Linked DNA regions of Mus musculus: regions 1, 2, 4, 5 and 6 are each linked to region 3. The links are chromatin loops, found by intact Hi-C in ENCODE. Cell type or tissue: heart. All regions are shown on one strand. Each heading gives the region's core, and the rest is flanking DNA. Links, peaks and the distances in the headings are about the cores only.

Region 1 (4,987 bases), core at 340-4,339, 99 kb after region 3:
TCACACAGATCCTGGGGTCAGCTCGGCCATCCTTAACACCCAGGCGGTTGTCTGCTTGCTGCCTGCAGGGAAGCCCTTTACCTAGCACCTCTGCCCTGCTCTGGCAGGACTTTCTGTGCACAGGAGGAAGGGTGTGGGCTCCCTCAAGAGCTCCTCAGCTGTCTTAAAACTGCTGGGGGGCTGGAGAGATGGAGCGACAGTTACGAGTTGTTCCAGAGGACCCAGGTTCAATTCTCAGCCCCTATGTGCTAGCTCACAATTGCCTTTGCCTCAGTTCCAGGGTATCTGGTGCCCTCTTCTGGTCACTATGGACACTGCACATCCATGATGCACAGATATAAATGCAGACAAAAATCAATCAATGAAACAAACAAACAAAAAGCCTTCTGCCCAGCCTCTGGTTTTCTCCTGTCCTTTTGGAATCTCCAATCATTCAATAAGATCAGTCTGACGCCCCAGGCTCAAAACATCTAATTCTTGTCCCCAACGACACTTCCTGCCTGCTGGTGTGTCCTAGGTTTTTCTCTAATAAGTAGCCAGAACAGCTCCGCATGTGATGGGCCTGACCTTGGACCTGTGTCCACAGGCTCCCTCAATGGGTCTCAGTGTAATCCGGACAGGGCCAGTTTCTTCTCTATTTATTTTCAGGGTGCATGGATATTCTCCAGGTAGGATTTGGGAAAAGATAGTGAGCCCGGGCAACTCTGTGGTTGGGTGGGTGGAGTTGGAGGACAGCGTTTCACTCCCTCTGGGGCAAGGTGAGAAGTGTGTGCTCATCTTAGGAGGGGTCCCCTGGCCCAGGCAGGGGAGGACCCACCGATGTGGCCCCAAAAGCACCAGTTTGTCAGTGCCTGTGTTCTCAGACGTCTTTTGGACGGGAAGCTTAATTGCTCCATTCTCCAGATGAGAAAATCAAGGCTCCAAGAGTGCTCTCTAATACTGTCACTGGGTCAACGGCTAGGGAGCTCTCCTGGTCACCTTTAGTGCATCCCCCCACCCCAAGCTGTCCTTACAGTTTCCCGATCATGTGGCTGATCAAGTCATCGAGAAGCCCAATGCTTCTGGACGGGTGCCATTTGACAGCAGGGTACATCTCAGTGTGCCTAATGCTTCTGTATTTTGCAGGAGGGGACATGGGCTGGAGAGGGTCAGGGCTTGGCAACTCTGCCCTTCATTTCTCCGGCCTCCCTCACGTCTGGCCATTTTGTTCCAGCTCTTGAAATATCTGCTCTGCCCTCCCGGAAGCTGCTGGCTTCAGGCAGGACCGTTCCTCCTATCTGCTCAGTCCAATTCAGTCTTGTCACCTCCCTGTAGCGGTCACTGGACAGAAACTGGGATGTGCTGTCCACCCTGGCTGGGCTCCTGGGTGGCCAGGAGGCTCTTGGAAAGCCCTCTTCATCCCCACTCATGGAACTCTTGCAGCTCTTTTCCGGAATGGCTTCCCGATGAGGTAATGCTTCTTGCAGACGGGAGGAGGTCCTGGAGAATGGCCGCCAGTGGCCTCCTTGCCTGGGCGACCTGCCCAAGGCACAAAATGAGCCCTTTTTGGTGGCTGAAAGGAAGACCAGGCCCTAGACTCCAGACCTTCATTCGTCACCCAGCCTTGAGCTGAGACTATCCTAGTCCTGGGCTGAGCCTGTAGCCTCAACCAAGGGGAAACTAAGGCCTGAGGGGGGAGGGGCCGGCTACACTCAGAGCCCCAGAAAGAATCCACAGCTACTCCTGTTTGACACTCTGAGGGACAAGGAAAGCCTCCTGGTTCACCCTCTTGGGTCTGAGGAGTCTCTCTGACTGTTAAGCTTCTGTTAAGGAGCTGGGTGGATGCTCGCCCAGAGGACGACTGCTGGGTTATCCACTATCCGCTCTATATCCTGGGAGAGAGAGAAGCTGCAGAGAAAGCTACAGAGAGAAGCTGCGGTATGCCAGGAAAGTACTGAAGAGGCTTGATTCCTCACTCCTGCCCTGTGCCTGCCAGGCCCGGCACTGGTGATGAGGTCCCCAGTCCCCACATAGTCCAGAAGCACCCACACCTCAGGCTTGGAAAACAATATGAAACTTCTCACTTCTGAGGCTGGTGGCCGCAGTGCCTGGCACCTGGGGTTGGCACAGGAAGACCTTCAGGACTCAATAGCAGCACAACTTCAGTGCTTGGTGGGATTGGGACACGGGCTAGAAGATGACTCTGTGAAGCACTCAGGCCTAGTGTCTGCAGGCCCAGCTGGCCCTGTCCCCGATTTGAATTTATTGTGCAATGTTATCCAAGCCCCCCATCCCCCACCCCCTTCCCTGGCTGGGTCTCAATTTCCCCATCTGCAGACAGGAGGAGGGCAGGAGAGGCCTCAACTGGACTCCAGAGCGCCCCAGGTCTGGCGGCCCAGACCTGCAGCTGTGTGGGCGCAGCCTCTCTGGGCAGGAAGTTAATTTCCGCGTTGGAGGCGATGCCTGAAGTGGGCCCAGTGCTTGCTGCATGTTCAGATGAGGGCCGGGCTGGTGAAGTCATGTGGGAGGTAGCAGCAGAGGCAGGATCCAAGCCAAGATTTCTCTGCTGGCCTGGAGTGACCTTGTTCAGCCTCCCTTGCTCAGCAGCCCCCACCTCTCTTGCCTACACAAAGCTCTGGCTCTACAAGGGAAGACAGGTCCTCTTGGAAGGTGGGCCTGCACCCTCTTCTGCCCCCTGGTGGCTATGAGGACATATGGCAGTTTGGTCAGGACTTTGAAGGCTACAGGGCCATCATCCACCCAGAACCAGACACATGATCACCATCATCCCCCCACACAGGGCCAGACACCCACAGGGTCTCAAGAATACACAGGGATATAGACACCCACAAAGGCACAGACACCCACAGTACCAAGAACTCACAGAATTGGGAACCTACAGGGTCACTGACAATCAGAGCCACAATGGCCCACAGGACCTCAGGCACCCACATGATGGGCACCCGTAGGGATGGGGTACCGTCACTGGGAGGCCTGGTTATGACACACACCCCCCCCCAGGAGGAGGTCACTGCCACCTATGTCTCTGGAGTGTGCAGTTCAGGTCGGGAGTGGTTAGGGCCTACAGGAAATGCACAAAGATGGGAACAATGTTGAGAGGAAAAAAGTGCTCACCCAACCTGGGATCAGCCCTCTGGTGCTTCTGGCTGCAGTGTTGGGGGATGGACGAGAGGCCGAGGCACATGTCCTTTTAGCTCTCAATGGTGACAGTGAAGGGAAGGGCTCAGTGTGTTGTTCTTCCCATTGTCTCCTGACCCAGCAGCAGCAGCACAGGACAGACAGGCACCCACTAGCCTTGGCCTGATCCTGCAGCAGCAGGCTTTCAGAATGATGGACAATTTCTCTGAGGCCCTCCAAGTGCTGAAGGCCGTACTACAGTAGGGCTATATAAACCAGGGCGGCCAGCCCAGTCTGGCTCCTAGGAACTTAGTGCCTCCAATATCATCATCAGGGATAGGGGTGGACTGGTCAGTCTTTAGAATGTGCCAGAACGCTGGGGAGTTGGCTCAGCCATTAAGAGCTGCTCTTCCAGAGGACCTGGGTTTGATTCTTAGCACACGTATGGCCTCTCACTACTTACTACCTGTAATCCCAGTCCCAGGAGCTCTGACACCCTCTTCTGGTCTTGTCAGGTACTGAACATGCATGGTGCAAAGATCTACATGCAAACAAAACACCCACACACAGGAAAAAAAATGAAATCTTTAAAAAAAAAAAGAATTTCCAAGGTCTGCTCAGCGGCTTCTCCAGAATGCCCCCTCCCAGCACCCCTTTTCTTCTCCCACCCCCCAAATCCTGCCTGGGTCCTGTGGCTAAACCTCTTCCCCACCCCTGACCCTCACCAGGATACCTGGCTCAGGGAATGACAGGGTCCCACCAGTGCCATCACATTAGAACACCAATGGTCAACGCCCACGGGGGCCAAGCATCCATTGCACTGGCAGACAAACTGAGGCTACAATAGAGGATCTGGCAAGGCCAAGGACTAGCTAGACACAGACCTGGGGCTGGGGTGGATCTAGAGTCCAGGGATAGTCACCAGTCCAGAGTGATACTGACACTGTGACACTGGACCCCCCCAGAGGGAGGTTTCAGCCATCAACCCAACTGGGACCTCCTCCATATCTCCCACCCTGGAGTAGAGGAGGAAGGGTCATATCATGACGCCCTGACTTATGAGACAGGGCTGATAGAAAGAGAGGACCAGGGTGAAGACCTAGAACTTTCCATGTTCAAGTCCAGAAGACTGGGAATCTGATACTAGTGTCTGAGGGCACTGGGAATAAATCTCCATTACCCCTCCCCCCACCCCATTTGATGTCCCTTCTTCTCCATCTTCTAAAAAGGAGATACTTGGAGATTGAGAATGTCATGATTTGGGTTTATAGAGGAGCCATGACCCCCAGCAGATGCTCTGGTGGAAAAAGACAGCATGGCATGACCAGGAGAAGGAATTGGCCTACCGTGACTGGTGGTCCAGTGGCCTGGTAGGTTATCCAGTATACATCAGGGCAAGGTGCGCAGTGATGGGGGCAATTGCTCAACTCCTCTCCAGGCCTCTGCCCTCTCAGCTGGGCATCAATGAACAGCCATCCTAACCTCTCTGTATTTCATCAGGACAGTCCTTACTTCCCAGAGGACAATGGATTAACACATATGGAGAAGGGGCAGGGGATAGTCTAGCAATCCTAGAAGAGATGGTACATTGGTGCTGAGGAGAGAGATTCTAGATGAACAAGATCTGACCCAAGCTCTTGGGAGTTGACTGGGATGAGGGATGGCCATGCCAGCCCTCCCAGGAAGCCTGGTATAAGAAGTGACTCATATCAGGAGCTTGGGGAACAAGGTTCCTAGACCTTCATTGTATTACCAATAAGGATAGAAGATGGAGGGGAAACTCTCTCCATTGGAGCATACCAGGGCCTTCACGTGGGCTGGATCAGGCAGATGCAGTGAATAGTCTTAGGGCTGGTGGCTGACAGAGACT
Region 2 (4,987 bases), core at 606-4,605, 440 kb after region 3:
AAGGGCCTGAATGCCATGGCCACAGGGGTCAAAGGCTCATCATCGGCTGCTTATTTTGTGGGACTTCCAGATTTGGAGAACTCTGTCCATGCCAGCACTGGGCGTCCGTCTATGGGTTCTAGGTCTGGGTAGGCCTAGGTTTGTGCTATTTCTACTCCATTGCTCGCCCTTGCTCCCCCACCCCTGAGTGAAGATAATTTCTCTATGTCCCAGGGACTGAAGGCTGGTTCCTGAATGCTATACTCATTGAGGCTCCTGAGTATGTGAGGAGACTATCCTTGGGCCTTGCCTCTCTAGGGAAGCCCTTTGTAGGGAGTGTCCACAAGGGTTGTGGCTTCGACAGGCAGGTATTCATCCAGCCCAGTGAGCAGGCAGGTGCCCCGGCATGACCATATACAGGCCCATGTCCATTGCCAGAGACACAGGAACCTCTTGAGCTTGGATGGGAACAGCAGGTGGCAGGCCCACTTAGTCCTGAACCATGCTTTTGCTGATGGCCAAGCCTTGGGGGTATTGCATAAAGTGTAGCCTGAAGTGTCGGAAGATACCCAGCCCCATGGTTTGTGGTTGCATAGTCTTACAAGGTCATTGGACTCTATTCCCTCCTTTGCCCAAGGGGAGCTTCCTGACCTGTTCCCAGGAGTCACATTTGCAAGGACTGAACAAGAACACGGGGGCGAGAGTGTGCAGTGGTGGCAAGAAGCCATGACTGCTAAGCTCCAGAGTTGCTTTATGTTGGGCCAAAACTCAGAAAACTCTATCCCCACAGTGGTCAGGACTGGAGCCATGTTGGGGGGGGGGGCGGGGGCGGTTTACTTCTGGGAGGGACATTTCCAGGTACACAGAGATGTTTCTGGGCAGAAAAGGGAGAAGGAATTTGGCTATAGGCAATCTCAGGGTAAATGTTCCAAGCAGAGAACTGGGAGCCTAAGACAAGAAGTCGGAAAGCAGAACCCAATCACAAACACAGCCTTCGTCCCCACTCAGGGCAACCGGCCCCACCTGGTCTCCCTCTCCACCCGGCAGGTGATGTGTGCACCAGATGGAACGCCCTGCGAACTTGCTGAGGAGTGGAAAAAGGCTGGGCCACTCAGTCGGCAGAGAGATGAGCCCCAGGAATTTCCGAAGGGCTGGGGTTCCACCCCCATGCCGCCCAAGCCTAGAATTCCAAAGATCAGGGCACCCATGACCAGGCGCGGCGAGGGGGACGCTCATTCCCCACGGCCTCGGCTGCATTCCATTCCCGAGCCGCCCACTGCCTGCAGGTTACCTGTGGTCACTCGTCACCCCTGGAGCCATCTCATGGCCAGCTGGGCCCCGGAATCACTAAGAAAAGACTAAGACTGACACACAAGTGGCCTTTGTTTCTTCTTCTGTGGAAGTGGCTGGGAAAGATGAGGCCTTCTGGCTCTATCACAAGCAGGACTTTCTGATGTAGCAGACAGGAAGCCAAAAAGCAGACGCACCCAAGACTGTTCTGTCTGGGGTGCAGCCATGACCCGCTCACTGGGACTCATCTCTGCCCAGTTTCCCAGCTTTAGACCACTCCAGGAACGATTTAGCTGAGAAGAGATGTGGAAAGAGGGAGGGCCCGTTCCTGAGAGAGCTGGGGTGGGCTACGGAGGCTCGATGCAACCCTGCAGGCTCACATCTCAGTATATTGATGGCCCAGTGCTCTCTTCTGGGGAAAGGTGAGCATGGGAGTGGGGGGCAGTATCTATCTCTATAAACACAGGTCAGCCAGGGCCAGTAACTCAAGTGTTCAGAAGTAACAGAGAGCAAGCAAACTGGAAGGTTCTACGGTTATAATCACAGCGGCCCAGGCTGTGTCACATGATAGCAATAGGTCACTCACAGGGCAAGCTCTAGGGGGCTTCTGCTGGCCAATGACAGGGTACTCATCTCTCATCCACACTTGAAGCAGGACAAACCGTTACCACACCCCCACCCGACCCCCGACATAGACACAACACCTCCCCTCATCCATAGCTGAAGGTGAGACTTAGGACGGCTGGCGGCCGGGCTGCATGCCCTCTCCTTGGAATCTCAGAGAGGGCTGCTGAACCATTAATTGTAATTAACTAATTATCCTTGCTGCCAAACAGCGGAGGAGGAGGCCGGGGGTGGTGAGCCCCCAAATGACTCAGCCATGTTTACAACATGCAAACCCATTTAAGAGCTTGTAAAGTTGCTATAAATGGCTCTTTGGCAACAGGAGAATAACGATTCCCTTTCTCTAGCTGCCAGTTTAGCAACTGTCGGGGTTGAAGAAACAGCCTGGATGGAGGTTTTGGAGATCCAACAGCGCCACCTGGAGGCCAAACTCATGGTTCGGCTCCAATCCAGATCTCACAGGCCTGAGACTAGAATAAAAGGAAAAACTGATGTATGTGTGTGTGTGTCTGTGTGTGTGTGTGTGGGGGGGGGGGGGGGGGATTATCACCCAGTTTCTCAAATGCTTCAAAATGTTCAGAGTGTAAATCTAAGTCAGAAGTGGCAGATAAGACCGTTTTCCATCACCATGAATAAAAGTTACTTAAAGCACTGGAGAGATGGCTCAGCAGTTAAGAGGACTCACTGCTCTCAGAGGTCCTGAGTTCAATTTCCAGAAACCACTTGGAGGCTCACAACGATCTGTAACGGGATCTGATGCCCTCTTCTAGTGTGTCTGAAGATAGCTACAGTGATTTATTTATCATATAAATAAAATAAATAAATCAGTACTACTACTAACAATAATAATAAGTTACTTAAAGACCATCTGGGGGCCGGTGAGACGGCTCAGTGGTTAAGAACACCAACTGCTCTTCCGAAGGTCCTGAGTTCAAATCCCAGCAACCACATGGTGGCTCACAACCATCTGTAACGTGATCTGACTCCTTCTTCTGGAGTGTCTGAAGACAGCTACAGTGTACTTACATATAATAAATAAATAAATAAACCTTAAAAAAAAAAAGACCGTTCTGATGAGCTACTGTGACAAAGGTCACAAAGTGGAATGACCCGCTGGGTGCAGTCATGACCCACCGGGCATTGGTGACATCATACCAAGACTCAACTCTGCCCAGCTTCCCAGCTTAGTCCACTCCAGGAGCAATTTAGCTGAGAACAGCAGATATGGAAATGGCCTCTGAGAGCGTTCAGGGCGAGCAGGTCCTACTGAAGGCCCACAGACAGCAACAGGGACCACAGTCCTCTCTACAGAGACCGTGTGGCTTCCAGGCTTCCCTCCCATCTCCCCTGTGGGTGTTTACCAGCCCCTGTCCCGGTGTCTGGCGAATCCTCTCCACTTCCTCTTCACCAAGCCCACATGAAACCAACACAGAAGGTTGCTCTGTCCCTGCCTCCTTTGTGCTTCTGGGACACCGACTGTCCTGGGGGGTTCTTACCCACTGACACCTGGGGAGGGGTGACAAGTGGCTGGAGATTGCACACTAAGCCAAGGTAGTTAGTTGCATGGCTGGGACTAGATATGGGGTCTTCTGAAGTCCAGTTTGCTTATCTTCTCACGGCGCCATGGGAACAGCAGACAGACCAGCTCCCACTGAGCAAGGCTTACAGCCTGGCTGGGGCACGGCCTTCTAAATCCAGCTATGAGAGGCAGGATCTATTTTGCCCACCTACTTGGTAAGTGGGAAGACTGAGGCTGACAGAGTTTACAGGAGAGTCAGTGGTACGGCCGGGGTGGATCCCCGGGGGAGTCTTTCACACTAGGCTCCCCAGACTTGATTGAGTAGGAGCTGCTGGCTAGGACCTGGCAGCCAGGTAGAACTGGCCTCTGATGGGAGTGAGGAGGGTGCAGATGACCTTGGTCAATGCCCTGGGCATCTCAAGGGTCACTCACCCACAGTCATGCCGTCCTCATAGCGCTTGATGATATCAAAGGAGTCTCGAAGGTTCCCTTCTGTGATGTCGAAGATGATGTCGGCCTGGTTGGCGGGGTACAGCGGTGTGACAGCCCTCAGAAAGATGATCTCTGCAGCAAGGATGATGGCATGAGAACACTGTAGCACTGGCGCAGCCCTCCACTCCACTCCACTCCACTCCACTCCACTCCACTCCACCCCCCTCCTCCCCAGAGACTTGCCCCCCCTTCCTCGACCCAAACACAACGAGGATTCACTCCTAAGGCAACATGGCTGAAATCACCAACCCCCTCCCCTGTGTGGAAGGGTAGAGTCCTAGCCCTCACATCATAGCCAATCTGTTTCATCAGTGGGGAAACTGAGGCAGTTTGACAATTCTTATCTGCCCTGAGGTCATGGGGCCAGCTGGCAGCGTGGACTCAGCTGGGCTGTGGTGGATGTGGTTCCAGATTACCTCATGGTGAAGCAGTGTAAGCCACCTTAGCCTTGGAACCACCATTCAGATCCCAACCTGGCTCAGGGTAAACTAGGAAATGTCCTTTTTTTTCTGGGCCTCGGTTTCCTCATCTATAAAGTAAGGGAGGAAGCTGGCTGATGTCCACTGAGTACCCTAGTGTCCTGAGCCCAAGACATCAACAGGTGTCTTGGCTGCCCCCCATTCAGGTAACAAACTCCTATGTCAGCAGAGTGGAACACCAGGAAAATGGCTGCTGGGGGAGGGATGGCACAGCAGTTAAGAGCATTGACTGCTCTTCCAAAGGTCATGAGTTCAATTCCCAGCAACCACATGGTGGCTCTTGGCAACCATCTGAATGGGATCGGCTGTCCTCTTCTGATGTGTCTGAAGACAGCTACCGTATACTCATATAAACATAAGATAAATAAATCTAAAAACAAAAAAATGGCTGCTGGGAACATGGGAAAGACTTGTGTGCGGGTCTGTAAAACCCCCCTCGACACAGGGCAAATATGAGTGACTTCTCTGGAAACATGAGCCAGTGGGAATGGAGTAGGGGCTGGGGACTTCCCCAAGGACAGTGCTGGCCTGGTGGCTCTCACACGTTTCCCCCACCGTCTGGTGATCCTGCATGACACTTTCACAGTGTCAGGCCAGGGGTCAT
Region 3 (4,987 bases), core at 522-4,521:
GGCCTGTAGACAAGCCCCTCTCACCCGCTAAGGGCAGTGACACTGGCTGGGCTTTCAGGGCTACTGGGCTATCCCAGGGTTGCTTTAATCTCAGCATTGGTTGTGTTCATTTCCTGTACTTGGTCGACCCTCACCCCCTGCTCAGCATCCCTATGCTCAGTGTTTTCAGTCCACAGGACAGGGCCCCTGTCAACTCCACCCGACTTCACAAAGGCTCCTCCTGACATTGGCCTGGCCTCTGTCCAGTCCCATTTTCTCTCCTCCTCCTGGAGGCTCGGTGGCTGTTCCCGCCACCATATCCACACAATCTCACCCCTTCCTCCTGGAAGGGCCCTTCCCCCTGGAAGGGCCCTTCCCATGCTTCAGGGCCTCGAACACTCCCCGGTCTCCCCCTCCCTGAACCTTCAACGCCATCATATCCACAGTCCTTGTCAGCATAGCCCAGCTGCAGGCCAGCCATTTGGGTCTAACACACAGAGGGAAGAAAAGAGTGTTTCCCTCGAAGCTCTTCTGGACCCTGGACTCATACCAAGCTGATCCAGGGAATGAACGGAAGACAGAGCCAGGAGGGAGATGCTCGGGGTAGACTTGGTGAGTGAGGCCCAGCCGGAGAAGGAGAGAGGAGAGAAGGGGTGGGTGGGAGGCAGGAGACACACCACTTTGGTTTCCAGAGACTGCAAGAGGGCAGTGCCTCCCCCCCAATACTGGTGGCAGTGTGGTCTTAGCTAGAGGTCTGTCCAATGCCTAGGACCAGATGCTAGAGGGCCTGAAACTCAAAGGCAGACCACTTCCTCGTCCCAGTTCAAACCCAGGGCGGTTGCTTCTTTCCTGGGAAGCCAGACTAGTGAGCACTGGCTACTTTCCTCTTGCTAAAGAGGGCAGCTGGGACAGACCAGATTCCTTAGTTCCCTCCCTCAATGCCTGTCCCCTTCACTGTGCCCAGTGGCTGGGCAGGCAAGACAATGACAGATGTGGGTGGACAGACCTGGACTTCCGTACCCACGCTTCCTAGCCTGGTGTGTAGCCTTGAGAAGGTTGCTCCAGCTCTGCTCCTCAGACTCCATAACCAGGAAACCAGCTCAGGAAGGTGGCCTCTAGAGCTTGTACTGTCTGTGGGAAGCAGACCTAAAGGTATGTCGCCTCCATTCCTGTGTTTACACCAATAGCCTGTGCCTCTGCTTCCATCCCGCAGAGAGCCGCCCCTACAGAATAGAGCAACCTGGCTTTCCACCTAGGCTCACACAAAGTGGGGGTTTTGGCTGGGTCCTGGCTGGGCAGGACAAAAGGAGGCGGTCAGGGATGTGTATAATGAACTTGGGCATCTGGGAAGGTATATGGGGGTGGGGTGATTGGCAGTCCCTCCTTGCCCTTGTCCTGAGGTTTGGGCCCATGAGCAAGTCAGAGAGCCAACGGTGCTCTGTTCCCTGGTGTATCTCAGCTCTCTGGTTGTCCTGGGTCTGACTAGTGTGGTTTTTTTTTTTTTTTTTTGCTGTCTCCACTTTGTTCTGTTCCAGAGAAGGACTGGGCTCAGAGAGATCAGCTGCATTCACCCAGCTGGCCCCAGGCATTTCTCCAGTGCTACAGCCCGTCTCAGCAGGTGACACCAGAGACACAGGCCTACCAAATGCCACAGGACAGGTGTGCAACGGGCAGAAGGTCATGGGCGCAGAAATGCAAAGACCCACGGGTCAGCCATCACAGCTGCCTCCTAAGCTGCGGCCTCCCCTCAGCCACCTCCCTCCCTCCCTCGCCTTGGCCATCCTCATCTTCAGGTCTCCAAAGACGCAGGCACCTTCTCCCCACGTCGGTTGGTTCAGTCTTAGGATGGTCCATTTCCTGCCAAGAGCCCCCGTAGGTTGGCTCCCTGGTGCCCGTTGGAGGGGTGTGTGTGCTACTGCCTCATAAGGGGCAAAACTTACCTGATTGGGGTGCTGGTAAGCTGTGACCTGGGCTCACTGCTCTCTCCTGGGATGCGGAAGGACTCCCCAGCAGCCTTTTACACAGCTGTGTCTTACAAAGAACAGAGTGGAGACAGGTGAGACAAGGCAGGCTCAGGGGCATACTGAGAACTGCAGCTTGGCCTCCACATAGGCCTTCCCTGACTTATCCTTGAACCCAAGGATGGCAGAGGCCAGAAGAGCCCCGCCACCCGCCCCCCCCTCCCGCCCCCATCACCACCTGAGTGGAGCAGAGGTTGGGCGGGGCGTGTGATCAGTTTGGTTGCTATGGTCTCCTGCTGCCACACGGTGTCGCTGCTGGGAAGCACACCACCCAGTGGAGGCGGTGGATGGGTCAGGAGCCTGACTGAAACAGGGCTGCCTTCCCAGAGCTGCCTCCAGAAATATTCCCCTGGGCCTAAGCTTGGCTTTTCTACAGCCTTCTGCACACACACACACACACACACACACACACACACACACACACACACACACACACCACAAATCCCCCCTGGTATGTGTCTGTCAGGAGTGGTGTAGGCAGATGTGTACAACCTCACAGGGACTCCTGCTGGGTCACTCTGCACAGGATTGGGTATCTTCCTCTTAGGAAGCAGTGAACGTGTGCCTGGGTTCACTCTATGAAACATAGTATGTATTAATACTGATCATCATACTATATGTAGCATTCATTATATATTACATATCTGATATTTGTGTTCAATTTTCTTTATTTTTAAAGGAAGTAAGGCTGTTTAGGGGCACTGACATCCTCGTGGGTCTCAGCTTCAAGCTGCTGGATATAGTTCTGTGACTCCTGAGACCCCCACCTCCGCCCTCCTGCCAGCTACTGCTGGCTCTGCCACTGCTACGGATGTCACCCCCAGGAGACCCTCTATCTCTGGAGAATCATCCCGGGTGGGGCAAGGATGTGCAAGTCTTGCTTCTGTAAGACTCAGCGAGGCTTCTGCATGCTGCCTGGGTTTCCAGCTGATGTGTGGAGCCCAGTTTCCATGTGTTGGGGCCACCCAAGGTCCAGCCTGCTCTCCTCGCTGGTCTTGAACTACCTTGTCCTCAAAGACACTTATGCACATCGTGATAACAGTCCCAGCCTGCCCGGAGGGTTGTATCCTAGGACCTCCAGCCTGCAGCATCTCCTTGGCTCCTGATTAACAACCCCAGGAGTCACTTCTTAGATTAGCCAGCAGGTGGCAGCAGAAGGCCGGCCAGGGACCAGGACCTTCCTGGGTACTTTCCCTGAGGCACAATCTGGGGTGCCCTTGAATCCTGACTCCACCCTCTAAGTGGAAGTGTTTTGCTTCCTTTGTAGGTTGTGGAAGTGGGGAAGTGAGCACAGGGTCTCCCTGGGCTGAACCACTCCCCTGCACCCCAGAACTTCCACTCTGCTGAATGCTGTGTCGTACCCACCCTGATCCCCACATGCACCCCTATCTCTAGTGACAGTCAGTTGTCAGAGAAGAGCCAACAGAATGTAGAGAGGGGCACAGGACATGTCAGAGGTCATCTTCCAGGAAGCTACCCTGACTGCAGAGCACCTCAGAGCTCTCGGATGCTCCCACGCTACCCCACTGGGTGGTCGCCGTGTGTCCTGTCCTGTGTCCCTAGTACTTGAACTCTGCAGAGCAGAGGCCATCTCCCACTGCAGCATAGGAGCCAGGAGGTGGGTGTGACTGGCCAGCATGTCATTCTGCTTGCACAGACACAGCTGGCTGTGGTAGCCAGAGGGTGGGCCTGTGTGAGGGTGAAGGGTTGGGGGCTGGGCTGTGCAGAAGAGTATGGAAGGTAGGCTGTGTGATGGTTTGTATATGCTTGGTCCAGGGAGTGGCACTATTAGGAGGTGTGGCCTTGTTAGGGGAAGTATGTCATTGTGGATATGGGTTTTAAGACCCTCACTCTAGCTCCCTGGAAGCCAGTCTTCTCCTGTTTGCCTTCGGAACAAGATGTAGAACTCTCAGCTCTTCCTATGTCATGGTATTCTTCTGCCATGATGATAATGGACTGAGCCTCTGAACCTGTAAGCCAGCCCCAATTAAATGTTGTCCTTATAGGAGTTGCCTTGGTCATGGCATCTGCTCACAGCAGTAAAACCTTAACTAATTCAGCAAGGGATGAAGAGTGGGCAAAGCTCTGCACAAGGGAGGGGAGGAAGGACTACTCCTCTAGGGCTGGAGGCATAGCAAGAGTCAACAGACTTCACCACTGACTACAGGATAAAGAGAGGTAAAAAGGTGACAATTTATCATCCACCATCGATGTTCCAAAGGACAGCAGGGAGGAGACAATGGGGCATGCCACGGAGTGTCTGAGTGTCCACTCCTGTGTCTCTAGCTGCCAACTCCTATACAGCCATCAAGACCCAGCTCAGATAGCCCCTACTTTGGGAAGCCATCCCTGTTGCTCTCAGAGAGTACTCAGAGAGTCCCTCTGGGTACTCTCAACCCTGGGGCTAGCACAGTATCAGATCTTTGGAAATGGCTGGCTAAGTTTGAGAGGTCTGGTAGCTGAGGGTGGATATAGAGGGGCTCTAGGGGTGTTTGGTCTGCCTAGGTGCGTCAATGGAGGTGTGTGGATATGCAGAGTTGAGGCAGATTGGGTTCAGGACGGGAGCTGGGACTCGGGGGATTCATTATGGGGAGAAGGCCAGGACATCAGGGTCAAGGTATCCACCCACGAGGGAGGCCTTTGGTGTCTGGTCAGGTAAGACTAGGACTTTACCTTCCTAAGCTAACACTAGCTGAGGGCTGACCCTCACCCCACTACCACCACCTGAATGAAGGCTTGGGGTCCCTGGAAGAAGGGTATATGACCATTTGGCCCAAGATTAGAAAGCTACATCCACAGCCGTCCCAATACTGTCCCAAGGGAGGCAGGCACGAAGGGACAATAGGCCAGGAATTTCTCAGATCTGGTTAGGACCACAGGCTGAGGGACACTGGAAGCCAGTACTGTGCTCTGAGACTTGGAGTCATAGGGTCTGTTGTTCCACTCATGTGGAGGGGCTTGGGTGTCCAGGGCTTGGGCCACTAAGG
Region 4 (4,987 bases), core at 641-4,640, 110 kb after region 3:
GCCTGCTTTTTTATACAACCCAGAACCACCAGCTCAGGGATGGCCCCACCCACAAAGGGCTGGGCCCTCCCCATCAATCACTAATTAAGAAAATGCCCTACAGGCTTGCCACAGCCCAGTCGTATGGAGGCATTTTCTCAATTGAGGTTTCCTCCTCTCAGATGACTATAGTAGCTTGTATCAAGTTTGACATAAATCTAGCCAGCACAAGCGGCATAGCCATTGAAGGGAGAAAGACAGACAGACAGACAGACACACACACACACACACACAGAGAGAGAGAGAGAGAGAGAGAGAGAGAGAAGAGACTAGTTGAGAAGAGGAAGAGATCTGGTGGGCATGGGAGCAGAGGAGGTGAGAGTCATCAACATATAGTATATGCATGTATGAGATATCAACATGAAACTCATAATTAACACATGCTAATAAAACTTTTTTTTTAACGAAAGAGATACACTGGCTTAACTTACGCTAGAGGGGCTGGGTAGTCCAATAGTAACTGCCTGGATCCTGGAGAGACAGACAACTCAGTCCTGGCAGCAGAACCAGCAGAACGCCTGAGCAGATCTGACCTGGGCGCTCCCAGGAGAACGCTGGTGTGATATGTGTGATGAGGGGCTGAGGAGGCTGGAGTCTGACAGTCGCAGGTGGTGGCAATGGTTCACGAACTCCTCAGGGCAGAAACAACGTTGCCAGCTCACACTAACTTCCTCACCCAAGCCCTTTCTTAGCTTGAAGGTCTCCCTCCTGTTCAAGGCAGGTCATGCCCCACCCCTAGCCACTGGCCTGTATGTCAGTTCAGGCTGACCTCAGACTTGTTACATAGTTGGGGATGACCTTGAACTCAGGGTCACCAACTTCTTCTCCCTAGAGGGGAGATTACAGAGGCACCCCACAGTGCTGGGCTTAGCCTATTCGTTGATGGCTGTCTCATCTATCCTAGCAGCCTGGACCCCATATACACCCTCCTGTTCAGTGATGCCCCTCCCACAGGGCAATGGCCCTCAGTTTTGGGGGGGGCGGGCAGGTGGAGACGTTCAGGAAAGGAGAAGCCCTCAAGGCTGGGTTCAGGGGAAGGCATCAGAGTTCAACCGATGGATAGGTCAATAGCCTCCTTGATTTCTGAAGGCCTGGTGTTGAGAAGACCCCTGGCACCTGGGTCTCTGAAACAGTTGATGGAATAGGGAGGCAGAGGGCAGGGGAAGGTTTCCGGGTCCAGGGAAGGATATAGCAGGCGTAGAATAAAGAGGCAGTACTCAGTACCAGCTTGGGGCCGGGTGGAGGTGGGAGTGGGGGGCAGAGCTAGGCCTTCAGGGAATGATGAAGGGCATGAAGGGTTATAAGGGAGGGCCTGCCAGGCTCACTGGTACCCACAGTGCTCACACAGGGGAAGTATTCAGGGAGCCAATGGCCTCTTTGTCAGGTGGGTATATCCACCTGGTGTGGGGGATGGGCCTCCATACCCAGGACTGGTATCCCGCACACTCTTGCTATAGAGTCTTCGATGTTCCAGGAGGCAAAGCAGAGAATCTGGTTTGGTTCCCCCCCACCCCCACCCCCACCCCCAAAGAACCCAGGGCCTTATACACTGCAGGCCAGTACTCTGCTCCTGAGGCACACCCCCAGGTCTTTTAAAAGATGAAATTCAGAGGTAGTGCCTGACTATGTAGCTCACACTGGAGCTTTCTGCTTTGAGATCCTGAGTATTAGGATTTTCAGCACATGCTGCCACAGACAACTCGGGACAGCTTTTGGTTTGGTTTTGTTTTTTTTGTTTTTTGGTTTTTTTTGTTTTGGTTTTGGCTTTTTCCAGACGGGGTTTCCCTGTATAGCCCCGGCTGTCCTGGAACTCACTCTGTAGACCAGACTGTCCTCGAACTCAGATATTCATCGGCCTCTGCCTCCCAAGTGCCATGTGCCACCACTGCCTGGCCTGGGACAGTTTTTAATCCTAAATGATACTTTGAAAAGTGAGACAGACAACATTTGAAGGGAAATTAACAGAAGATTCTAGAAACAAGGTCCCTAGCCAGAGTGAGCCCAGACCCCAGTAATGGCTGTATATGAAAGTAAAGAGTCAGGGCCTAGGCTGGTACTGCTGAGATGCAGCTCAGACCCTCAGAAAAGAACAGCAGCATTCTGAGGAATGAGGGGCAGGGGTGAACGACAGCTGTAACCACACAGAAGCTGTGACCATGTGACCCAGAGCATCCTGGGCCCTTAACAGACACGGTATCCAGACTGGGGTCCTGGATCATACCTGCCAGAACAGGTGGATGCCAGTCCAAACACATGTGTGCAGGTGCTAAGGACCGTACTTTACCTCATGAGCAAGGTCATAGAGTCAGCTGTGGACAGACGAAAATGGTTTCTTCCAGCTGAGACACACCATTTTTCTCTATAGTTGTCCACACAGGAGGTGTTCTTTGAAGCTTTGGTACATGGGCTGAGGAGGGAGAGAAGGAGGGGGCTGGGGGTAGAAAGGACCTGGTTCAGGGCAGGAGCCATGGGATAAAGAGACTTATGAGTTCCCAGGCTGGACGGCTGCACCCGCCATTGTCTCCTGAGAGTATAGGGTCCAAATTCCCATGGGACTAGTGGTTGGACATGTTCTTCTCAGATGAGGAGTTGGCCAGGACCAGGGTCATTTCTCCTTGGATTAGGACTTGGCTGCTCCCTTGGTCTTCTCGACCTTGTCCAGGCAAACAAAATCCTCTGATTGGTTACTGTCAGAGGTGCTGGGATGGTGCCCTGGAGACGGAGCAAGTGTGTAGACGAAGGAAGGACGGACGGGACAGCACCAGCCCCCCTCTCCCCATATCCAGCTTCCACATCCCAGCCCCCCCCCACCCCTGACTAAGGAGCACCAGGGCTCAGGCTGCTTCTGTAGCTTTCCCAGTCCCTGCCCCCCCCCGCCCCCCCCGCAGGCCCCACCCGCCCTGCGCAGCAGCTGCTTCCGGCCAGACTAGCAGACAATGTGTTGGCGGGTGGCCCGGGGCCAGGACCATCCATCCCCCCCAGCCCCACAGGAAGACAGAGCACAGAAGAGGAGCCACTGTGTCCCCGAGTGAACCCACTGCCCAGGCACTGGGATTTAGAACTTCAGATTCCAGGGGGAGGAGCCTCTCGGGTGACTCAAACTGATTCCTCCAGCCTTGAACCCGTTGGGACTCTGGAGCACTGCCTTGTGGGAGGGGGGTGGAAGAAAGTAAGAGGGGGTCAGAGAATCTTGGCTTGGACTTTCTTTTCTTTTGGTAGCCTTGGCCTCAGACTGGGCAAGCCTTCCCTACCATGGTGCCCTTGCATGGCTGTGTCCTTGGCACTGTAGATCTGTTGAGATTGTGCCACCCAGGTCTACTCCAGGGTCCACACTCTTCTCTACCCGCCCTCCTGCCCTTCCTGACAGCGTCCCTTCCGGTCAGGCGTTCCTGTTCAGATGCTGTCTGTCCTTCCTACAGGCCCCGCCCCTCTCCTGTCTCCTCCCACCTCTCCTGAGCCCACATCCCTCATCTCATAGCCGCAGTGCTTGCCTGTTTGTCTCCCCGTCCCTCATAAATACCCCGGAAGGACAGACCCTACCCTTCCTAGGTCTTAGCATAAAACCCATGCACTTAGTAGGTCCTCACAGAGGACTGACAGATTGCTGAATAAGTTGTTTCCTGAGTGTGCTGGCTCCTCCCTGCCAGGCCTGCCCTCCCCAGTGGGGGCCCATCTCTGCCTCCCCCCTCCTCTGGCTGGCTGCAGGGTCTTCCCTCAAACCCTGACAATGAACTCAAGGAAAGAATGCAGTCCACTTGCCCAGCCTTACAGAGGGGTGGAGCCTAGTGACTGACGGACCGCTTGCCACGCACATGGATGTTATAATAGCAACAGCGATGGCCCAACAGTAGTAATAAAACGTCACAGAAAGAAAAGAAGCTAGCAGGGGAGAGGAAGGAGGGTGACCCTCACAGGACACTACAAGGCTGTGGAATGGCCACACAGGTAACCCCCTCGGAAAGGTCAGCATGGCAGAGCACGACTATCTTACCTGCAAACCCACTTCCAGACCTGAGTCTTGGAGGATTGACAGTAAGGCCTGGATTAGATTCATGAGTACCCAGGCTCACAGCAGCCAAAGGGACCTGGGTGAGCCAAGTGTCTGGAGACAATTATATGGATCGCCAGTTCCTTGGTGGCCACCTGGGGGCTGGGTTGGCCACTGATGTTCCCATTCCAGCACCCTGAACCTCAGGGGGTGACGTCACAGCGTACAGACCCCTTGGTCCCCAGGGCTGTAGCTTCAAATACGCACCCTATCACTGTTCACGGTGATTCATCCCCGTTTCTGATATCTTTACAAGCCAGCACCAATCTGGTCCCCATGAGTCATCCCTAGAGCCTTCAGGAAAGCACGATGCCACAGAGGCAAAAGCCACACAGCCTTTGGCCTGGCAGCCAGGCCCCTCGAGAGTCCAAAATCTGCCCCTTCCCCTCTGTATCAGGAGTGTGGTCCAGCTTCATGGTTAGGACCCAGTGTGCCCATTCCCGGCTACAGAGCGCCCTCTGGTGGAGCTACTGGGAGTTGTCAGGCCATAGAGAAGGAATCCAGAACTGGGCAAATTCCTGAAGGTCAAGGACATTTGGAGGACCACAGGGTGGGGACTGACTGGCCAGGAGCTGGAGCTGCCTGAGATCACCAACTGTCCCCATGACTTCCATGGAAAATGGGTCCAAGCTGTGGCTCTTTCCCAGGGACTATGATATGGTGAGGACAGTTTGCAAACTGGACTCCACAGAAGACATTGCCAACCATCTCATTCTCAAAAGCCCTGCGACTATCTTCCTTATCACCGCCACCATCATCATCATCACCACCACCATCATCATCACCACTATCATCGTCATCACCATCACTGCCTGTGCTGGATAGTTTTATGTCAACTTGACCCAAGCTGGAGTCACCAGAGAGGAGGGAACCTCAATTGAGAAAATGTCTCTGTAAAGG
Region 5 (4,987 bases), core at 302-4,301, 230 kb after region 3:
ACCCCATGCAAGCTCCCCAGAGTTCAGACCTTGAAAGACAAATGGAAAATTCGTAACTGCTCAGTACACCCTGTCTTAGGCAGTGGGTTGGGACAGGCTCCTCTAGGACCCACCCATGTCCCTACCTCATTCCAGTGCCGAGCTGGTCTGGTCTGTGGAGAGTAGGAGGTGGGTGTGCCTGGAGCACAAACCAGGGAGAAAGAGAACCTGAAGGTAGAGGCCTCAGGGGAGAGGGGCACAGAGGGACGGGGGAGGGTGGGGACCGGTGGGGTGGGAGACCACAAGGGGAGGGGAAGAGTTCTGAACAGGAAGTTCAGAAACGCAGAGAAGGAGAAGCAATTGGAAGGACAGAGAGGGGAAGCCAAGGAAGGTGAGAAGCTGGAGGTCCAACCTGGCTTCGGAATAGGTTTATCATTTGCAGGTTATTAACGGCTGGGAAGAGACTGTAGCTGGAAACCCTCCCAGTGCCAGCTAAATGCCTTGCAGAAAACCCCAGCTGTGTAGGACTCTGGGAACAAAAGGTCCCCCCCCCCCCCCCGTAAACAACTGAGGTGTGGAGTCTCTGGGTAACTCAAGGACCTCACATTCAGACACTGGAGTTGTGAAACCTGAATACCTGACGAGGTTATTTAACCGTCTTCTGCGCTTGATGGCAGTGGAATGTGGACTTACCAAGTATGAATCATCATCAGGAAAATACCCAAGTCACCCCAATTACACCATTATCAATGGCTGCATCGCCCTGCAACCCAACGCAATGAAACTGGAGAGAACGCCAGCTGGGCCGGGCCTGGAGGAATCCGGCTCTTGGCGAAGATTGCCTGCCTGGCAGCGGCCTCTGCAGTCATGCCAAGCCACAAGCCTTGTGTGGTCGCTGTGCTGAGGTGTCAGGCCCATTTTACAGTCATGGAAACTAAGGCTCACCAGAGCTCAGTCCACTCCTGTAGCTCTAACCATAGAGGAGGGCCCAAAAGGAGAAAGGTTGTTTGAAGCAGTGGCTGTGAGCTCTGGAATTGGGGAGGGGATAGAATCACTGGGGACTGCCATCTTGGAATGACCATCCAGGGAGCATCTAGTTTGTGTTAGCACATGCCGTGAGCAGTGCAGGCAACACTTCGTTAATAGGTGCAATTGCCTCTGCTATGCAGAACGGCAAGATGAAAAGAATCCATTACTGGCCATGGTCATAGAGTTGGTAGATACAGAAGCCCAGCCCTATGTGACCAGGGCCTGTTGTTCCCCTCAGTGATGACTGCCTCTGTGTCCATGGCTAAAGATGAACAAGCCATGGAACTTGTCTGCCATTATGCTCCTTGTGTGCACACCACTGTGCCCACCTGCACAGAGCACATGGGCCTCCTGCCTCCCTCTGACATTTTGTGGCAGTAAGCCTGGCCTTTTGGAGCAAGGAGCCAACTACAGCTGGCCCACCCACGAGCCGGTAGCACTCCTTGCTCTTAATCAGTAAGATATGTTTCTGGAATAAAAACCACATCAGCATTTTCATTTTCAAGTTCAGACAAGGTTGGTTTTTTTTTTTTTTTCCTTCCTACTTTTCCCTTCAGATGGGCGAGGCTAATCCTCCCTCTTGAATGACAGGTCTATAGACTCAGCCATACAGCCATACACTTAAGGCAGTATGGAATCAAGGACGACAGCCCAGGGAGACTTCTTCCTTGAGTTTTTCAGATTGCAATAACACCACAACCCATAATTACCGATGTGAAACATTTAAAGTGATCCCAAAACTAGAGTGAAGCTCACCCTTGTCCTGACTCCTGGCAAAGCCAGATGGAAGGTCCTTTCTCTAGCGAGGGTCTGCACTGGGAGGAGGAAGGGCTGACAGGGACTTACAGACTCGGAAACTCAGGGCAGAGGTGGGGGGGGGGGCAGGGAGAGGGGCACTTAGGAATTGCAGCATCCATGGGTCCAGGTGTGCACTGCACCTCAGCAGACACCAGTTACAACATCCAGGGAGACAAGATGCAGGTGGGGGGTGGCTAGGAGGGGTTCACCATGGTGACTGAGTAAATATTAGTGTTCCTTCCCCTCTGCTGTCTCATACATTCAAATGAAAAGGCTCTGCTTCTACAACTGAGCTTGATTGTGTTCTTTCTTCCTTCTTAAGAAACGGGGAAGGGGAGACAAATTCAGTGTAATAAATTCACTGGACATTATAATAAATTGTTCTGGAAAGTTCCCAAGTGAAGCCCCCAAGTGGAGTCAGAGTCAGCAGGGTGAAAGGCGGCTCTACGCAAAGCTAATGGCATGTCTAATTTAGAATTGAACCTGCAAGAAGAGTTCAGTTGGGCAGTCTCCACTCCATGGCTCCACTGATATTCTCAACAGTGTGATTCCCCCACCCCACACACACACTGCACCCCCATCTCAGGCATTGCTGGAAGCTTGACACCTGGGCAGTGACTACTAAATGACAGTGCCATTCCTTGAGTTCAAGTGACAACTCATACTCCCACACATCCCCATGTGCCCCCTGGTGGGGGTGCTGAGTACTGCCACCTGGAAACTAGATAATTAGTGTGGCGGGGGAGTAGGGGTGGCAGGGGTGGTGGTGGAAGGTGGTAGTGAGCAGTGACAGCAGCAAGCTGTGCCATCAGCTAGATCATAACTGGCCTTACTACTCTATCATGGAGTAAGCCATCTGCACTCAAGGGAGAGAAGATGGAAGGTAGAAAACTGGAATTTTCTTTGTGGCAAGTTAATTTCAAATTCAATTTCTTTCATACATAGAGTACTTTGGACCTTCTGTTCACTCGTCCATTTTAATAATTAGGTATTTCACAGAAATCATTCATTCTACTGACACCATCATTTCTGGAGGGGCATAAAGTTGCTAAGACTATTGCCTCGTTTCAGTTTTTCATGACTGTACGATGCGTAGTGATGCCCCACCTCTCCCTGCTATCACATGTTTGAGATTTTCCTTGAGTGCTCCAGCTAGCGATTTATCAACCTCAATCTTTTCAAAGACTCGGCTTTCGATTTCATTTTCCCGACTGTTGGAACTTTCTTTCACGGGTTTCTGCTTTCATCGGTAGTACTTTCTTCTTTTTGTTTCATTCACTCGCATTTGTCTAGTTTCTTGGGGTGGAGACCGTTGGCTTTCTATCTCTCTTCTCACGGAGCATTTCGGAGTTCCAAATTTCCTCAAGTGCTGTATCTGTTGTGGTTTCCTTATTCACATCAACCTGTTTCAAATTTGCTTTTAATTTCTCTCGACCTGCACAAGTTACATGCAGGTATGTTTAATATTGTTTACACATTTAGGCACTTTTGTATGATAGATTCTAATTGTTTGTGAAATTTTATTCTGTATATTTAAGCATAAATGTTAAGTTAGGATAAAATCCTGAGTAAACTGAAATGAATATACAGACTATAGAAGAAAAATATTCTCTGAACATCAAATGCATATTTATCTTCCAAAGGGCTCTGGGCAGGAACTACATTTTCTCTATTCCAATTTTATTGAGATCACTTAAGGAGTGGCATAACAGTTCCATTTTAAAATATCTTCATGATGTGCTAAAAATTGATCTACTTGCAAGGGCAAAACACAATATGCAGAAATTTAAACACAATTTAAAGTGTTGATATCGATGTCTTCAATGTCCTTTTGGAGACACATGAGCAAAAAGTCTGATGACCAGCTAGATAAGGGATCGAGTGCCTGCATAAGGGAATTTGGGAATTTTTTTAAAAGTTTCAATGGATAACTTTATTATTAATGTGCCATTGAGAGAAATGAAAACCCAACAGGTCCCTTACCAAGCAAGTTGAAAATAATTAATGAACAGAAAAGCTAACTCTATGGCAAGATGGTGCATAGAACTGCCCCGAAGGAGGAAAAAAAAAATACAACAAAACACTAAGCCCAACCCCCAAAACATAAATAACTAAAGACACACACACACACACACACACACACACACACACACACACCCCTCACATAGGAAAAACAAAACCAGCCAGCAATCTCAACACTGGTTGGTCGATCCAGCACCTGGGACTAGGAAGAGCGTCCAAAATCCAGGCAGAAACCAAAAGGACATCAAGCAAACAGCCAGGCTGGCCTTCAACTCAGTGTAGCTGGGGATATTTTTTTTTTTTTAAGATTTACTTATTTTATGTATGTGAGTACACTGTCACTGTCTTCAGACACACCAGAAGAGGGCATCAGATCCCATTACAGATGGTTATGCGCCACCATGTGGTTGCTGGGAATTGAACTCAGGACCTCTGGAAGAGCAGTCAGTGCTCTTAACTGCTGAGCCAACTCTCCCGCCACCAGGATATCTTCCTTTTAAGATGGGCAACGCTTTTTCCTGTTGGGACAGAAGCAGGAGGGAGGCAGGGCTGCCTTGAACAAGGTACTGCTGCGGAGGCAGAGTCACATGTGGAGGTGCCAATCCTGGGGAAAGCCAAGCTCTTCCACAAGATCACACAGAGAAGAATGAGCAAGGGTGCAGGAGGCCAGGATGCTCAATGAAAACCTGCTGAACTTCTATTCACAGGCCCTAGAGCAGATGAGGGAAGTGGGTGTGGTCGGATGGTTTGGGGAAGCCAGCCACTGTTTGTTTTCTACTCCCAGAACCCACATCTCTCCTGGCACTTGCTGTAGTCCAGAGGCACCCTTAGTTGATTCAGTTGGAGAACCACTCAGCATCTATCTATTTTTTAGAGCTGGCCCACAGTCTGGCAGCTGGTATTTGCAAAAGGGATAAACAGCCATGAGAATTCCTGGGAGAACCTGGGAATGCCAAAGCACAGTGGTGGGGAAGGCATGCTGGATTGTCCTGACCATTTCTGAGAGGGAGGCTCACAAAGATGCCATGTCTGTCTCTGATTCTGAGTCCCATGATCCTAGTGAAACAATCGATGACAGCCAGAAGGTGCTAACTGCCAGCTGGCCACAAGTCCTTGATGGCTTCTTGAAAAAGGTCATTGAAGAAGAGGCAGGGATGCA
Region 6 (4,987 bases), core at 501-4,500, 57 kb after region 3:
CAGAGAGGCCAACGAAACCTTACAGGTCTGAACCCAGCTTCTAGAAGGAGTGTGACTTGGCCAAGGTAACTTGATGGCAACCCAAGCTTGGCAAGAGTGCACTACCAAAGGCTGCCAGGTAGGCATTGGGTAGTAGAGGGTTAACTTGGGGAGCTGGGTGGGGTGCAGACAAAGGCACACAGGCAGGGGATCAGGAGCTATAAGGGCCCAGCCTGACAGGCACAGACACAGGGGGCTCTGTCTGCCTGTCTGCTGCCCTGGCACAGTGACTAACCGCCCCACCATTGTGAGCCTGAAGCCAGCCCTTTGTGTGGTCCCCTGGCGTCTGGGAGCACAGTGGAAGAGCCCTTTCCAGCAGTTCGTCTTTGCCCTGGAAACCTGCAGCCCGAGTCCCCTTTTATCCGTTTTCAGGGTTGCTGGGGGCCTGACAATCCAATAGAGGAGTCCCCTGCCCTAGCCAGGAAGGGACACCCAGCGGGGGGGGGGGGGGGAAGGAGGGGCAAAAGAAAGCTTCCAGCTTTGAGAAACCAGCTCAACTTGCTTTGCCCCACTATAGCAAGCTGCCCACCTTCTGGGCCCCCCCCCCCCCCGACCCCTTGAGAAAGATCAAAGTCTGGACGCTTGCATAAAATATGTTTAGAGTATTGAGGACTTGGTAGGGGGAAAAGATGTCTCTCATTAGTAATTCCGTGTGGCATGTTGAGATTACTATTTGGGATCTATGTTAGAGCAAATGGATTCTATTAGCTAAGTGGCTTCTCTTGCTTCTGCCGTTCCTTTTTAAAACCATGGCTGTGAGGAACCGTACAGTTACTGTTAGGCCTGTGACTGGGGCTCACACTGTTTCTACTGGATAGGGCTGGGCCAGGAGAGGGCCCCGGGATCCAGGAAGAAGACTTGACAACTGTTTTCTCTTAGGGAGACAGACTAGGACTCCCCCCCACCCCCCTGCCCAGAATGACTCCTCTCTTAGGATTCAGGGGAACCAGGCACTCATGGCCACACTGCCTCTTGCCTCAATGTGGCATTTTCCTGTATTGAGGATTGCAACTTATACCTTCAAATATTGGGGAACATGGGTGCACAGGAGCATGTACATATGCACACACACACACACAAACACACACACACACGGCCACCAGGCTCCTCTCCATGACCTGTCCTGCCAACCACCGGAGAAGCCAGATTCATAGAGGCTCCAGATGGTCCCCCAAAGTACCCCCTAGAACTAGACATCAGACCATCAGACCCAGGAAAGACAAGACTTGCTCTCTTATCCAATCTCTGTTGCCCTCCTGGGGCCCTTCCTGCATAACTATTAAAAAATTTTTTTTCTGTTTTATGGACGCACCGGAGATGGACATAACACAGGCTGGCCTCAATATTACACGTTCATTATTTCATATCCATTTTTTTTCTTTTAATTTTAGAAGGAGTTGAAATGAAAAAAAAAAAAAAAAAACGAGGGACCCAAGCCACCCTGGGAGCTCCTGACACTTGCAGCTGTAATCCCTATAGCTTGCCAGTCAGGTATCACTTTCCTCTGACCACCGTTCCCTAGAACTTATTCCCTTTCTCCCTAGATAGACAATGGGGGAGGCCCCCACCAGCCACCAGCAAGCATTCCAGAGGATTTTTAATACACACAAATCAGCCAGGAGAAACACCCAGTATCCCAGCGAGGGCCCAAGTCAGTGGGAACTGAGACCTCCGACTTTCCATCCGATTTCCAAGAGGAGCTGGTCAACACCTTCAACCCCAAGAGCAAAGCCCAGGCCTGGTAATAACAGGGCCAATGACTGGCACCCTGCCACCACCCATGATGCACCAGGCCTGTGCAGGAACCAGACAGTATGCCCCCCAAATCCACACCCTCAGCGGGTGCTCCAGACCCTGGCTCTGGAAGGGATGCTGAAGAAGCCTTTGGCTTCCCAGTATCTCACAGAAAAGGCATGTGGGTTCCCCACAACCCCGTTCCCATAGTGCCTCTGCCTAGTTCCCAGCAAACTTTGCTTGGGGAAGGCCTGGTTGATGCAGGAGATGGTTAAAATTCTGCATCCGTTTGCATCCGCCTCTAGAGGAAGCACTGCTTTTTTTTTTTTCACCCCCAGCAGGAGAAGGGGGGGGGGAGCTGAGAGCAGCAATTTGCAGGCCTTGGGATGTTTTTCTCCTTGACAGCCCTGGGCCCCGCCTGCCTAGCTTGGCCTTCTTGGGCTGGGCTAAGGCGGCTGGCCCTGCAGCGGAGGCTCCACTCCGTGGCTGCTGCTCCTCAAGAGGCCCCATGCACACGCATTCACGCTCCCCCCACACACACAGGCTGCAACCTCCGGCTTGGGGAGGGCAAGACACGCTGCATGCTGACGGCCTGGTACTGCCATGGTTCTTCCGCCAGCCAGCGTCTCCCATGAGGCCTGTTCCCAACCAGGTTGCACTGCCTGCCCACCCCCATGGCTCACCCTACTCCCATCCGGAGTGCCCTCACCTTCTGGGCCCCTGGCCCCTGGCCTCGGGTCCTGCTCGTGCCCGGGGCGCCCAGCCACGTCCTCCGTGCCTCTGCCGCTTGCCCCACCCTGCTGCCCGCGCTCTGAGGCGAGCCTGGCACTGTGCCAGGCTGCCTGGGAGCCCAGCCCGGGCAGGGCGAACTTTCCAGCGGAGTGTGTGTAGGGGGATGCTGGAGTGAAGCTGGTGCCAAGGGAGGGAGCGAGCCCCAGGTGCCCGGCGGCCAACCCCCCTCCAGCCCTCGCCACCCCCCACCCCCACCCCCAACATCCCACTCCCTGTCTCCTGAGTCCCATAAAGGCGCAGACAACACGAGTGATTTAGTCAAAACAGTCATGTGCAGGAGCCCGCAAACAAACAAAAGCCCTTATTTATTTATTTAGTTCACACACCCAGATAAGGAGCTGCCTTTGTGCACATAATTTCACAGAAAGAAGGCGAAGCCATGATGCTCCCCGCAGCCCAAGAGCCTGGACAGCAGGCCTGGCTTCATGAATAATTGCAGAGCCTCAGCCTGGGTATTTCCATATTTAAATTGGGCAGCAGCGTATGATTAATTAAGAAGGAAAAAGGCAAAAAGGAAGAAAAGCTGTGGGGGTGGGGAGCCGGACATTCTGGTCAGAGCTACGGTGCCAAGGTGCCCACGGCGGCTTAACTCCTCCCATGCCAGGCCCAGAGGGGGCACTGCTGCAGATGGTTTAAAGGGACCCTGCTGGTGCCCACACTGGCCACCTTCCTGTGTCCAGGGCCACCTGACTCCAGATGCTGCCCAGGAAGTTTCTCTGATATTCCAATATAGCTCACACACACACACACACACACACACACAAAATCTGCTATGTCCAAGATACCCAGTGGGACACTTCAGGCTGAGACAGCCTTCTCCGTGCACATCGCTGCAATGGGGCTCCGTTCACCGACCCCCAAAACACACACAGGTCCCTTCCAAACCCAGAAGCTGCTCCAGAGTCTGGCCGTGAGAGCAGGCAGCCTGGTTGCCAATGAGACAGGAGGCCTGTGGCCCTTCTGGATGGAGTCTAGGGCTGTGGGCTAAGTGAGAGAGGGAAGACTATATACCCAAAGGTCACAGCCCTGGGGTTGGGCCCAGCCATCACTGCAAGTCAGTCCTGACCTTGCCAGCTGTTTGACTTGAGGTAAGTTATCTGGCCTTCCTTAACCTCAGTTTGCACATCTGTAAAATGTGTGCCCCCTTAGGGTTGAGACAATATAGTATAGTTTCTGGCTGACCAAGAGGCCTTCTTGAGGTCTATGGGCATTAATTTTTGAGATGAGTGACAGTGGGGTCAGGGAAACCTCCAGCAGGAAGCTTGCCCCCCCCCAAAAAAAAAACAAGTTTGGAGGACCCAAACAGCAATCAGTTTGCTATGAAGTTGACCTGACTGCTATGGCCATGGACACCCATTGCCCTTGAGTATGTACAGATTGTCCTTGGGCAAGGGCCTCCTGGAGGGGTGGGAAGCTCTGGGGTGGTCTATCTACTACGTCCGTCCAGTTGCAGATAGGCAAATCTAGATATACAATGATCAGTTGCCCCAAAATAGGGTCACTAGATTTGAACTTGTGCCCCACCCCTACACCCTTGCTTGTAATCACGAAGTGGGTACGGTGGGCTGGTGCCTGTCCAGGAGGTAGAGAGGCAACCAGACGCCCCTCAAAGATGGACCAGCCCGCCCCTAATAGAATGCTCCTCAGAGCCAGCAGCCAGAGACTGCGCATGTGCAGTGTGCCTGTAAAGAAAGGGGAAAAGGCTGACTAGGCAGGTGACAGCCTGGGCAGAAGAGCACCCCAGTGATTGTGTCTTTGGGGAAAAAAATCAATATTCCTCCCTAAGCCTGTTTCTCGGGTGTCATCATGAGAGGTCACTCTGGGTCCTTCCTAGCCTTCAGCGAGCAGACAGGTTCTGCTGGGATGCAGAGACACTGTCTTCGTGATCATGGGACAGTCGCAGCCAGATCTGCTACTCTGCCAACTCCAGGCCTGGGGCGGGGGTGGGGGGGAGGGCATCTCTGCAGGAGATGAAGCCCCTCTGAGGACAAGCTGCTGCATTCTGAGAGCCCCGTTGTCCTTGTTTGCAAGTTGAAGGGGGCCGTTCCTTCTCATCTCACAGAGCCTGGGAGATGAGGTGGGACCTGATACACATAAAACACTCCATAGTGTCCCCCCCTTCCCCCCCCCAGGTACTTTTGAAGGTACTGAGAAAGTTTTGAAGCTGATGTCTCTGAAGCCAGGGCATCAAGAATAGGGAGGGATGTATGCTTTGGGGCCAGGTTTCTGTGTCCCTGACTTCCCTGACCGTAAGTTCGCACTCAAAGCTTGAAAGAAGAGAAGGAAAAGGAGCAGGAGGGGTGGGGAGGAGGGGGAGAAGAGGGAGCAGATGAGAGTGACATCCCTTAGTGCTCCAGGACACATCAGCTTACTCCTGACCCCACCCTTGCTGGACAGGATAATGGCCCCGGGATACTCGGAG

What was found. Peaks named below come from ENCODE experiments on the same cell type or tissue, not always from the same donor. Only the 100,000 strongest peaks of a DNase experiment are listed, where the experiment ranks them.
Region 1: it touches region 3 in a loop (7-fold over the local background); 41 of 42 quality-filtered maps call a loop at or near these places.
Region 2: a loop joins it to region 3, with 5 times the contacts of the local background. A loop is called at or near these places in 8 of 42 quality-filtered maps.
Region 4: it touches region 3 in a loop (11-fold over the local background); 22 of 42 quality-filtered maps call a loop at or near these places.
Region 5: a loop joins it to region 3, with 2.2 times the contacts of the local background. A loop is called at or near these places in 4 of 42 quality-filtered maps.
Region 6: a loop joins it to region 3, with 2.1 times the contacts of the local background. A loop is called at or near these places in 4 of 42 quality-filtered maps.

What each region holds. Positions count from the first base shown.
Region 1 is chr15:85,608,419-85,613,405 of GRCm38, reverse strand. No RefSeq gene overlaps it. Among named protein-coding and RNA genes, the nearest start is that of D130051D11Rik, 24 kb to the left of the region's middle. In heart, for the core only: CTCF peaks have their summits at 2,680 (motif pointing left) and 3,622 (motif pointing left); DNase peaks (open chromatin) are centred at 1,385, 2,495, 3,105, 3,985 and 1 weaker place; H3K27ac peaks cover 1,110 bases.
Region 2 is chr15:85,264,239-85,269,225 of GRCm38, reverse strand. It overlaps Fbln1 (fibulin 1), which reads right to left. Exons shown (of 17, transcript NM_010180.2): 16 at 3,845-3,976. Among named protein-coding and RNA genes, the nearest start is that of Gm34337, 46 kb to the left of the region's middle. In heart, for the core only: a CTCF peak has its summit at 2,294 (motif pointing left); DNase peaks (open chromatin) are centred at 2,005 and 2,285.
Region 3 is chr15:85,707,678-85,712,664 of GRCm38, reverse strand. It overlaps Gm34622 (a long non-coding RNA gene), which reads left to right and starts at 726. Exons shown (of 3, transcript XR_384306.3): 1 at 726-1,131; 2 at 1,515-1,638; 3 at 2,680-3,794. In heart, for the core only: a CTCF peak has its summit at 2,229; DNase peaks (open chromatin) are centred at 1,824, 2,274, 3,144, 3,634 and 2 weaker places; H3K27me3 peaks cover 1,514 bases.
Region 4 is chr15:85,598,616-85,603,602 of GRCm38, reverse strand. No RefSeq gene overlaps it. Among named protein-coding and RNA genes, the nearest start is that of Wnt7b, 19 kb to the right of the region's middle. In heart, for the core only: no CTCF peak of the experiment used is centred there; DNase peaks (open chromatin) are centred at 2,682, 3,072, 3,432, 3,822 and 2 weaker places; H3K27ac peaks cover 674 bases; H3K27me3 peaks cover 703 bases.
Region 5 is chr15:85,475,301-85,480,287 of GRCm38, reverse strand. No RefSeq gene overlaps it. Among named protein-coding and RNA genes, the nearest start is that of 7530416G11Rik, 25 kb to the left of the region's middle. In heart, for the core only: a CTCF peak has its summit at 2,499 (motif pointing left); a DNase peak (open chromatin) is centred at 2,497; H3K27me3 peaks cover 1,463 bases.
Region 6 is chr15:85,651,155-85,656,141 of GRCm38, reverse strand. No RefSeq gene overlaps it. Among named protein-coding and RNA genes, the nearest start is that of D130051D11Rik, 19 kb to the right of the region's middle. In heart, for the core only: a CTCF peak has its summit at 2,176; DNase peaks (open chromatin) are centred at 1,821, 2,201, 2,581, 3,581 and 2 weaker places; H3K27ac peaks cover 1,042 bases; H3K27me3 peaks cover 86 bases.